2 separate regions of the Homo sapiens genome follow, and region 1 is linked to region 2. The links are chromatin contacts, found by Hi-C or POLR2A ChIA-PET in ENCODE. All regions are on one chromosome and are shown on one strand. The core of a region is the stretch at or near the end of the contact, and the rest is flanking DNA. Distances in the headings are between cores, read along the strand shown.

Region 1 (6,082 bases), core at 3,330-5,829, 37 kb before region 2:
AATTAAGACCTTCCCTGATGACTCTATGTACAACTCCAATGCCTCTTACACTTCCACATCTTATTTTTTTATTGCATTAATCACTTTAACAACTATATATATACATATATATCTTATTTATTCTATTTAATGTCTAGCTCCCCCTACTTGAATATTAGCTTCATTGCACAGAGATTTTTTTTCTATTTTTTAAAGCTATACCCCCAGCACTTAGAACAGTTCTTGGTTCATAGCAAGCCCTCAGTGAATATTTGATGAATGAATGAACAGTAAGTCCAGAAGTAGGCTTAATTAAGGCAGTAGCTAAAGAATATTATCAGAGTAGGTCCTTTTCATCTCTGCTTTGCCATTCTTGGTGCTGGCTTCATCCTAAAGTAAAACTTTATGGTCATGTGATAGCTGCAGCAGTTCTAGGCAGCATATCCTGAGAAGACAATGACCAGAAAGAGAGAGCCAGAAAGTCCCTTTCAAAAGAAAGACAACACTCGCAGAAGCTCCTAATAACTTGACCAGAATTTGACCACTTAAACGAATTAGTGTTAAGGAGAAATGAATTTCTTTAAATATTAGACTAATCAGAATTTCCTCTTAAAATGAAGGAAAGGGCCCAGCTCTTGAAGAGGTAAATACTTGAACGAATTTGGGGCTCCATGAGCAAAGAAGAAAGCCTGGATGAGTGGGTAGAGAGTGAGCAAATAACTGTGTCTGCTACCTCCTCAGATCTTCACTTCTGTGTACTACTGAAGTGAGTTGCAGTAAGGCTAAAGGCTAAAAGCTTTTAAAACAATTTCAAATAATACCGCCCTTCACTATAAACCAAAGCAGAGCTACATTCAGGAGGAGTTAACTGGACTACTTCAAATGTGAGCTGATTTAGGGAACATCATTCAACTAAGGGCAAGTAAAGTGAGTTTTCATTAATATTTGTGTCCTACTCTCTGGATGTTGGCTCTGCTTTCAGAAAGAGTGTGAGGGACATTGACCTAAATAAATCCATCTGTGAACTAATCTGTTCCAGGAATGTCCACTTAAATTTCAAAATGTATTTGATACGTTCATGTTATAAAGATTAGTTTGCTTTATCTTGAACATAAACAGCCCCATTTCTGTTGGCTTTTCAAGTGACTGAGACAAAAAATTAAAAATGGGTATTTTTATGGATGTGAGATGTGATGTGTTGAAACATTTTATTGGTTTAGATTCAGCTAGGTAATCTTCTGGCTTCTTTTTTGAAGTTGCATAGCAGAAATGAAAAAAATGAGGTTTATGAAATGTCTTCTATAAAATAAAACAGCATGATTATTTGCTCAAATATGCAAGTAAAACACTGAATTAGGGTTTTTAAGTGGCTGAACTTTATGTTTTTTAAAAATATTAATTTTCAATAATACAGCTTAATTATGAAATTTTCACTTTTTAAGCAATGATGATGTACTTTCTTAACCTCCATCTGCTCTTCGATTTTAGGTATTTTATCTCACTATCGTCATCTGCAAAAGAAGAAAGTTAGCTGCCACAGTGATAAAAGTGAAGTTAGTTCAGTTTACTAAAATGTAATACTTCTGATTCAACTTCCGTACTGGCTAGTATGAAATTGATGAATAACCAAGTCATTTTACATCTACCTGTTAAGGAAATATTGAGTGCTCTCCTAGACAAGTGCAGCCTTTTTATGCACCTGACCAGAGTCTATGAGTAACAGCTTTTACATAGGAACAAACACACACCCTGATATTCTACTAGGAATAACTCAGTATTAGTTACATTTGATGCATTTAATCGTCAAGCTACAATTGGGCCTTTCCTGATGGCTATTTACAAGTACTTTAACATTCCTCCCCACCTTCTAGAGTGCTCTGACTCTCTTGTCTGTTTACCTTTTCCCATTGCACCTATCACCTTTTTACATACTATACAGTTTACTAGTTTATTCTATTTTTTTATAAGTTAAAGTGGAAATTAGATGGGTGCTTTACCTATGTTAGCTATAGGCTGGGCACGGTGGCTCACACCTGTAATCCCAGCACTTTGGGAGGCTGAGGCAGGTGGATTGTTTGAGGTCAGGAGTTTGAGACCAGCCTGGCCAACATGGTGAAACCCCGTCTCTACTAAAAATACAAAAATTAGCTGAGCATGTTGGCACATGCCTGTAGTCCCAGCTACTTGGGAGGAGAATTGCTTGAACCCGGGAGGTGGAGGTTGCAGTGAGCCGAGATCGCGCCACTGCACTCCAGCCTAGGCAAGAGAGCAAGACTCCGTCTAAAAAAATAAATAAATAAAACAAAACAAAATAAAAAAGCTATAAAGGTGACGCATATTTAGTAAACAAAATAATCAAGCAGCAGAAAAAATGCCTCTTAAATATTAAGTTGACCAAAATTTTTGCAACACACAGACAACAACATTTATGTTTTAGGTTATCAGTATTGTGATTTATGTGATAGACTTAATAAATCAGATAGTAACAAATTTCTTGGTTCTACACTACGTGTCCTGAGATTTCCTGCTTGAAACAGAGTACTTCTATTCACTGACCTACATAATGAGGAAATTAAAAAGATGAAGGTGAATGGTCAGATCTGCAGAAGGCCAAGGTTTGAAGACCTCTTCAGGCAATAAAAAGGTGATAGGCGTGCTTTTAAGGACATGCTGCTAATATTACTCCCTAGAGGAGGGCACTCCAGCTCACCGTCACGTTAAAAGGTACCTCTGGGTGGGAAGCTGTCAAACTCTCCAAAAACAGCACGCCTCTTTTGTGCCTACAAAAATTGCTCATTTCATTCAAGTTCATGCTTAACATAATAAATGATAGAAAAAACATGAGCATTCTACATATGATATAGAATGAATTGCTTTATTGAAGATGACACAGTCAAAAGTTTCAGTTGGGAGAGAATGTAAGATCGTATTTCTTATAAGGAAAAGTTATCATAGCAAGAAATGAACACATTATGAGAATCTTCACTAAAACTCTACTTATCATTTGATTGAAAGCTCAAAGAAAATATGAGGATGCCTCATTATTGCATGGCTTAAGTAAAATGCATTGAGTGCATTGAATGCTGGGACACCCTTAAGGCCCTAAGGCAAGGACTTCACTGCTGGTGCCAGGATTAAGGTGTCAGATTCAACATAACCTAGAGCACATAGTGCATTCACACTTAACCTTCTGGTCCTACGTTTCCATAAATGTAATAGAATTATCCAGTTCCCTTTTGTTTTTGATCATTCTATATAAGTAACCACGTAACTTGGATCCATTTCTTCAAGTTCTTATTTACAAACAGAATAGTAGTAAATTTTATCTGAGTAAATATTGATCTTGTTCCTATAGCAAAACATCTAAAGTTGTAATTTTTCAGAGTATTCATTTTCAGATTTAGGGAGAAACGCTCTATAATGAAGAAGGTAAAAAACAGAAAGAGGAAGTAACTGAAATTAACTATGTCTTCTGAATTTTTTTTTTTTTTGAGATGGAGTCTTGCTCTGTTGCCCAGGCTAGAGTGCAGTGGCACGATCTCAGCTCAATGCAACCTCCACCTCCTGAGTTTAAGCGGTTCTCCTGCCTCAGCCTCCCAAGTAGCTGGGATTACAGGAGCATGCCAACGCATCTAAATTTCGTATTTTTAGTAGAGATAGGGTTTCACCATGTTGGCCAGGCTGGTCTCGAACTCCTGACCTCAGGTGATCAGCTGCCTCGGCCTCCCAAAGTGCTGGGATTACAGGTGTGAGCCACCATGCCCAGCCATATTCTAAAATACTTTAATTTTGTCTTTTGGTGACTTCATTTTGTCCTTGAATATAAAAGGGTCCATATGTGTAGGGAACCAACAGACAAGCAAGTTTGCCATGATCTGGTCAAACTGTATTCAGTCAACTAATATAAAATATAATGCTCCGGTGGCAATCAGATAGATAGTTATTCTTTCTGTGAGCCCACCATATGGGATTTAGAGTATTGGTCCCCCAAATCATGAAATATAAGCATGTAATCTCACTCTCAGTAAGTAGTAATCCTTAAAAGTATCATTGACAACAGTAAATAAAATGGAGGAAAATCAGGCATACATATTGTGAAGTTAAACCAACCAAAAAAAAAAAAAAAGATACCATTTAAGGACAGCTGTAAAATAATCTCTCCATATAAAGTAGCCCTCTGTGTGAAAATACAGTAAGTCTTTTAAACTGCAGCAACAGAAGATACTAAGACCTCTGTTATTGGAGGTGTTCAGTAATAGGCTTAGTGACTGATCACTGAGCAGGTATAGAAACAGATTCAAATACATTTAATAACTGGGTATCAGGAATAAACAAGCTTTAAATTCTCTATCTCTTAAGAGATTACAATTTAATGACTATTCAAATTATTTATCAATAATCTCTAATAATTTCCACCTAAATTTGAATAGGCTATTTTTCCCCAAATAAACCCATAAAACAAAACAGCAAAATTGGGGCAACTAAGTACACAATGTTCTATCCCATGAAAAATAAATATGCATACTTTATTTCTTTGATGATTGTTTCAGTTCCCCTAATCCAGCTTCTGTTTCTGAATTTCCTCTATGACTTTTTGGTCACAGAGTCAGTTGGTGACTCATCTCCTCATTTCTTCTTGGAAAAAAAAATAAAAAGTGGTTTATCGTTGTGTGGCTTATATCACCATTTTTTTTCCTCTATTTTCTATGTGTCTTTTTACTTGAAATATATTGAGCTTTCCTTCAATTAAAAAAATTATTTTTACCTGTTCAAAAAATACCAGGTCTGTTGTTTTCCAAAATTGGCCCTTATAATCTCTGTACTTTTTGACATGATTTGTTTAACAGATTCTGAACCTTGATTCTTGCATCCTTTTATAATACAGTATTTCAAAGATTCATAGAATATTACAACCGAAAAGGAGAATTTAGCCCAAATACCACACTTAACACACAAAGAACTCAATACTTGGAAAAGTTAAATAGCTTGGTTAAGCAAACATCTACCAAGAGAAGAAGGAGTACTCAGACTTCTTTACTTTAATTCTAATATTCTTTCCAGGGCACAATATTGCCCTTCATGGTGTGATACTATTAGAACTTTTCAAAAATAAATACTTGAATAATGTATTCCCTAGATCTGCAATCTATAATTATGTGTTAGTTACCAGACATCAAGTTACTATTGTGAACAAAAAATTGGGTTTTTTGCCATGGGGTTCAAGAGCTGGATGGAAGGATGATCTATAATAAAACATTATTTGAACCACTACCAAATAGTTTCCTAATATTTCAAGATAACCACTGAAGCAATGTTATAAGGTAATGTTTAATCAATTGACCTATACAGTTAATAATGATTCTATCTTTAGAATAGAAATAAAGCTCACAGAACGGGGTGATCAGAACAAATTTCATGGAGGAGTAGGTCTTGAAAGCTGCATAGCATTTCTAAAGCTTTTGTTGTTGTTGCTAAATATAACACAGGGATATTAAAATGCATAAAGTGAAAAATCATCAGACAAATATTCACATAACCATCATCCTACCTGCCTCAGCATTCAACAGTATGTTCATTCCTTCATTCTCACCTTACAGATAACTGCTCTATTAAATATGATGGGAATCATAGCTTTGCATTACTTTATTCTTTGGCTATTTGAATATGCATCTCTAAACAAGGTAATTTTTTTCCTATTTTTAAATTTTACAAAATTGGAAACTGGTAGTATATATTCTTCTGTATCTGACTTCTTTGGCACGATGCTGTGTTTTTAGTATTCGTCCATGAGATCCATTGCTTCTTCATTTATTTTCAGTGCTCTGGTTCATTCTATGAATATATAATTGATTAATTTATTCTTTCTTTGATGTGCTTTGAGTTAAACTCCTAATGCATCCCTTGACACTTGTTCCAATTTACCTGAAGAATGGCGATTCCATCCTGCATTTGTTTAGGCCAAAAGCCTTAGGGCTGACCTGACTCTTGCTTTCTCTCATAGCTGCACATCCAGTCTGCCAGGAAATCCTGTCACTACTACCTTCAAAACAGAGCCACAGTTTGACCACTTCAAGACTGGGTTATGTTTGCCTCTTAGCTGGTG
Region 2 (6,450 bases), core at 3,212-5,711:
TGGAAAAACAATAATAATTTAAATTCTAATCTATGTTTTCTGGTGCAGTAAAGCATTTCTTAAGACTGTTTATGCCAATTACATTCAGATGCATCAACATTATGATATTATTAAAAGTGAGAGGAAGAAGACAAGTCAAATCTCATTATCACAAATAAGGTTTTGTGTTTCCACGCTAGAGCAGTTAGCTTGTTCATTACACATAACCATGATTTCAATGATAGGGTAAATTCCAGGACAGAGATGGAGAATCTTAATGGAAGCAGTGATGACCCATTGGAATATTGTGTGTATTGAATCTGGACTATGGAAATTGAGAAGTATCAAGATTCACAATTAAAATATAGCAGAATATTTTGAATAACTAATAAATCATATGAAATATATACTAGTAGAAAATTCAAAATTCAAGCAGAGTTATACTCTGTTTATGCACTGTAGTAAAAAGCAATAATAGAATAATGTTAGATAAAACCTATATCCCTGCAACAGTGAAAAGTTTCAATGGACATGATTTTGTACGGAGTTACAGATATATTTTCATGCAGTGCTTTTTTGAGCAGTGCTGAAACAACAACATTCAATGTCTCCAAAACTCTACCACCTTGACCTGATTCTGTAACGCTCATTCAGTCTTGAGTGAATTTGTGCTGCCTAGATTTCCAGATAGAGTACATGAGTCTTGGCTTTAAACTCCATCTTTATGTAAGGCATATGTTAAAAGTCTCATATTATTGAACTGTATTATATTAGGATAATTTTCAACTACACTAGAACTGTGCACGTGATTCAAACAATTGGAGCATAAAATTATAGTTAGGTATGCTGTGCAAAATAGACTATACATATAAACAAAGAGGGGAAAGAAAATTTAGGAAGTGATGGTACCTGAGTTGGATCTTGAAGGTTAGTTAGAATGTAAAAATGTCTTGCAAAGACAAATTTGGCCCCTTTGTTTAACTTCATTAATATAGATAACCAATCTAATATAAATAATGAATCAACATGATACAGAGAAAAAAATCTATTGGGGTTTAACCAAGTGTAAATTATCCACAGATCACCTGTGATTTCATAATAGCATGACATGTGTATGTATTTTTATTGTCCCCAGTAATCTTTATGCAATTAAGGGTATTCTTTTGCTAAATTCGCTTATAGAAGCATTTAATCCTCAAAGAGCCTATGTTTTCAATGTAACATTTATGTAAACACATTCCCTAAACATCTTTGACAATCTTACCTCTTTTATGAATTTGAGAAATCTTAAGTCTTCTTGCTAATTCATCAGAACCACACACATAGACTGTATTTCTGCTGTTTATAGAGTTTTACTCAATTGAATTGCATGATTACCTTAAAAACACGATAAACACAGCCATATGACTATTACTACATTTATACTTCTTAGAGGAAAGTTGTAGACTGTGCACCTTATATGTACACTATAGTTATCCAATATATTATGCCTTTTTTTCTTTATAATAAAGATGCAAATAAAACATTTTTCTTGGGGTTCAGCCTAAAGGAAAGCTCTACTTCTGAGCAAAAGGTTTTCTTTCAGTATTATAATCACCATGAACCTACAGATGTTTTCCTTTTTGCTACTTAGAAATGAATTGAAGAAAGCCTAAATAGATAATAGATTAGTATGTCAATAAATGGCAGATGATCAAAACATTTTACCCCATCATATTATATTAGAGTGAGTTCAAATTCCATCCAGCTAAACTCTGCTAAGGGGACCCACTCCAAACCACTAATTGCAGAAATGACCTCACTGAATATGGGAAAATCTCTTTTTCTTCCCCTGGTCCTTCAAGATATCCAGAATCTGCCTTGCTAGTAGCCACATTTATAAATTGTCTAGTTAATTAATCTGACATAAACTCCTCACGAATCATCTATCATTGTAGGATGCTGTGGGACCATTAATACTTTTTTATCAAACAATGTCAGAGAATACATATAATTCATTTTTAAAACTACAGCAGCTAATCATTCTTGGGTCACTTATAAGTTGTTATTATTATTATTATGTTAGCAACAAGATCTTGCTACGTTGTCCAGCCTGGAGTGCAGTGGCTATTCACATGCATGATCATAACGTACTGCAGCCTTGAACTCCTGGCCTCAAGTGGTCCTCCCACTTCAGCCTTCCTAGTAGTATATTAATTTTGAGATACCTTTTCTATATAGGCTTTATACTTCTTGGCTTAAGTTTGTGAATCATTTTAATAAGGTAGTTATCTAAGAAGCCTACTAGAAATGCTTTTTGGGCTGAGGATTCAGTGAGACCCATGGGAAAACGATGTTTGGAGATGGAACTCACAGCTGGCTCCCACAGCCTTAATCCTCAAGTAGGACTCTCAGAGTGACAAACCCAGACCAAGGAGCTTGGCTAGGAGAAATGAAAAGACTTGATTTTTTATGTGAAAGATAGCTACCTATGTAAGCTGTCTTCCAACTCAGCCTCTCAAAGACCTGTGACAATTTTTTCAAGAGTGGAGAGATATACTAAAAATGAATCAAGAAATGCACTCTATAACTAAAGGTACAGTAGAAAAACAAGAAAATGAGGTCACCCTGGTTTCTGACTCACTAATAAGATCAATGCATGTGATAAAAGGATATTTACCACAAATCTCTTTATGATCATGGTTTGAGCAGAGTCAAGACAGTGATACAGAAAAGGTGACCTGAATGCAGTCAGCAGAGAGGGATGGCAATGAAAAATGACTAAGAGCAAAGTGTGAGTATATGCTGGGAACTGGAACCACGGTCCCCTTAGCACAAAAGACGACGGAGTCTAAAGTCAGAGAAAGTGAGTTTACATTCATGTTATGACCCTATTCATCATTCATCAGTTGCACCCAAGGACTACTGGGTAACAATCTGTCAAAAAATAGGATTTTATAAGTTAAAAGTATAAGATGCACATAGGTGTTAGAGTTCAAGACACAGATGACAAAGAAGTTCAAAAGAGCAGAGGAAACCAACATAGGAAAAAAAGAATACGGAGTGTTCAGGGCACTTGAGACATCTGCAGTTACTGAATTACAGGATGAATATATTGAAAAGATGGGATTGGAAAGAGAGGTTAGAGTCAGGTTAGGGTTTGAGAACCCTGAAGAATGGGCTAAGGCATTTAGATTTGTTACTAGAAGAATTTGGAATCCATTAAATATTCAAGAACAGGAGAGTACATCTACCATACTTGTGTCTAAAAAGTAAGAACACTGATAGTTTGGTGGATGGAGTCAAGGCTGATGGTAGGCAGGAGATACTGTCTCCTCCAAAGAATGTCATTGGGGATGATGGTGAAAAAGCAGATTTGAAATATATGTGAGTTGATAGAAGCAAAAAGATATAGTGACAGATTAAAGTTAGAGGGCATCAGGAGATGCCAAAAAGAGGTCACTCCTTCAACACCTAAGATGATTTTTTGAGAGCCTTCCATGTGCCAGGGACTGTGCTTATTGCCAAGGATAAAATGGCCAACCAAAATAAAGATGGCTTCTGTGGTTTTGGAAAACAGTGGCAGAAGTTAGAAATATATTTATTTATGTAATAATCATTCAAGTGTTTGTATTGTCAGGGCAGGCAGGTAGATGGGGCTGGAGACTGAAAGCCTGGATTCATGAATGTCCATTTGATACTTTTATTCATGGCTTAGTGAATTTTTCCAGGGAAAGTATGTAGAAACGAAAAAGAAGAGAGTTTGGAATGGAACCCCATGGAAGAAGCAATAATTAAACAATACGTGAAGTAAAAAGAGGGAGTAATAAGACTGGGTAAAAGTTGTCAGAAAGACTAAAAGAGGGACACAAGCATGATGTCATGGGAGCCAATGGCAGCAATTTCTACAGAGAAAATGTTAATTGGGTTGAATTCATAGACTGATCAAGCACCACGTACTGTAAAAAGCCCATGCTTAGTCAAGTCACAGGTCAAAGGTAACTTTCACAAAAGAAGATTCAGTTCAGGATAGAGTCCGGAAAGCTACTGAGGAATGAAAAGAAAGAAAGTTCCAGAAACACTGTAAAACAAAGCAAAAAAAAAAAATCCAGTTTTATTTCTATATTTCTTAGTAACCCTTAATTTTTCCCCCTTAAAAATAGAGACTTTACCACCTTCTCTAAAAACTGAAGTTGCATAGCCAAATTCAGTGGATAGTTAGATGCTTGATATGGGAGAGTTTACAATTTTTAAAACTAGTCTGAGATAATTTGAGCAGAAACAAATCTGATATAATTTGAGAGAAAAATATTTTTATTTTTGTGCTTTCCTTGTAGAATCAGATTTGGTTTGCAAAAAGGTAAAGGTTACATGTGTGTGGGTAGGATATCATCTTAAACACACAGCAGATTCCAAGAAAGCATTCAGTGGTGTGGGTGGTTAGGCAAATAGTTTTCCCTCAGTTCCGGTACTTTCCGCTGGACTTTCGCCTTCTGAGTTTGAACTTGCCTATTGGGAAAGCAAAGAATGTTGTAGAAACATGTGTCTGCAAGTGTATGCTTATTTCAAAACAGTACAAAAGAATTAAGTATGTAGGTTGCAGTGACTTTGTATAAAAAGTAGATGACCCTCACAAAGTGACAGGTTAACACAAATTTAAATAAATTAAAACTTCTTAACAGCTTTATTGAAGCATAACTGATATTATGAAGAAGTACACATATTTAAAGTATACAATTTGATAAGTTTAAACATATGCAAACATTCTTGTTACAATTACCACTATTAACGTAGTAGACAGATCCAGCAATTTCCATAGTTTCTTTTTTGTTTTTGTTTGTTTGTTTGTTTGTTTTGAGACAGAGTCTCACTGTCACCCAGGCTGGAGTGCAGTGGCGTGATCTCAGCTCACTGCAGCCTCCAACTCCTAGTTGAAGCTATTCTCCTGCCTCAGCCTCCTGAGTACCTGGGACTACAGGTGCATGCCACCGTGCCCGGCTAATTTTTTTGTATTTTTAATAGAGACAGATTTGGCCAGGTTGGTCCCGAACTCCTGACCTAAGGTAATCTATCCGCTTCATCCTCCCAAAGTGCTGGGCTTACAGGTGTGAGCCACTGCACCCAGCCCCCATAGTTTCTTTGTGTCTCGTTTTTGTGTTTTTTGTTTATTTTTGTCGTAAGAACACTTAAATTGAGACCTACTCTCTTAACAAATGTTGAAATACACCATACTGTATTGTTTACTATAGGTACAACGTTGTACAGCAGATCTCTAGAACATATTCATCTAGCATACCTGATGAATAACATTGCAGCCCCTGGCAAGCCCTATTGCACTCACTACTTCTATGATGTTGACTATAAAGATCTCTCATACAAGTGGAATCATGCAGTACTTGACCTTTGGTACTGGCTTATTTTGCTTAGCATAATGTCCTCCAGGTTCATCCACATTGTCCATAAATGGCAGGATTTCCTTCCTTTGTAAAGCTGAATAATATCACACTGTACATGTATAGCACATTTTCTTTATCCACTCATCTGTTGATTAACACTTGAGTTGTTCCCACATCTTGCTATTGTGAATAATGCTGTAACAAATAAGGGAATGCAGTGAGCTCTTCAAGATCCTAATTTCAATTATTTTGGATGTATACCCAGAATAAGAAATAAAACTCTACTTCTTCAGCTGGTGAAGAACTTTTATAAAAAGACATTTTTAGACCTGTGTTAAAGCTATATATTACGCTTAATTAACATCTTAGTATAAGTTTATGCAAAATGACCAATTTCCTCCCTATTATCGCCAGGTAGGCAGGCACACACACACACACACACACACACACACACACACACACACACAAACTAAAAGGCAGTACAGAACTCAGATGAACTCCAAGCTAATAATAAAGGATACAGCATGCACTTGATCTCCATATTAACTTTTAAATTAATAACTTCTGGAAAATTTCACTCACATTCCAAAGGAATTCATTATTTAATGCAGAACACAGATGAGCTTGAGAGTGAAAATATATGGCACATAATGAGATATGTATGTCAAATTCAACAAGAAGACTGATTTTATTTTGAGCAGCACACTTTGCTGCATATTGACCCTTAGATTTTATTTCATTCTCTTTCATCTATTAGCAAATCTCACTAAATACTACTTTTATATTATCTTAGCCTAATTTTCAAAACAGTAATCATGATAATAAAACAGCAACAATTTCTCCCATCTTATATGTTGCAGAAAACATGTAGTAGGTGTTTTACGTATTTTTATCCTATTTTATAGACAAACTGATACTTGGCGAGTTAATGTGATTTGTCCAAGGTCCCACAGTTAGTAATTATAAAAGCAGGGATTGAAAACTCAAGTATTAATCTGAAACCCCAACTCTTTCCTTCACCACACTGTAATCCATTATTATGCCAACAGCTGAATGGAAACATCATGAAATGAGAGAAAAAAAAACAACAAACTAA

What was found. Hi-C counts contacts between places; a loop is a spot of excess contacts on that map. ChIA-PET counts read pairs that join two places held with the same protein, here RNA polymerase II (POLR2A). Pooled maps may share reads with other maps.
Region 1: a loop to region 2 is called in a pooled map, with 2.6 times the contacts of the local background. The contact joins two enhancer-like sites. A Hi-C loop is called at or near these places in 2 of 168 maps with a recorded cell type or tissue (PC-3 and mammary epithelial cell) and 5 of 50 pooled maps. POLR2A ChIA-PET finds 5 or more read pairs at or near these places in 4 of 52 experiments (OCI-LY7, T-cell, activated CD4-positive, alpha-beta T cell and 1 more).

The regions. Positions count from the first base shown.
Region 1 is chr7:17,057,253-17,063,334 of GRCh38, reverse strand. No RefSeq gene overlaps it. Among named protein-coding and RNA genes, the nearest start is that of AGR3, 180 kb to the right of the region's middle. Within about 2 kb of position 4,579, at least 2 of the 41 ENCODE cell types and tissues checked have a DNase peak (open chromatin) inside an H3K27ac peak, as active enhancers do.
Region 2 is chr7:17,019,367-17,025,816 of GRCh38, reverse strand. LOC105375170 (a long non-coding RNA gene) reads right to left here. Exons shown (of 3, transcript XR_927067.3): 2 at 5,360-5,549; 3 at 4,255-4,467. All of the region lies in intron 2 of LOC124901595 (a long non-coding RNA gene), which reads left to right. Among named protein-coding and RNA genes, the nearest start is that of AGR3, 140 kb to the right of the region's middle. Within about 2 kb of position 4,461, at least 2 of the 41 ENCODE cell types and tissues checked have a DNase peak (open chromatin) inside an H3K27ac peak, as active enhancers do.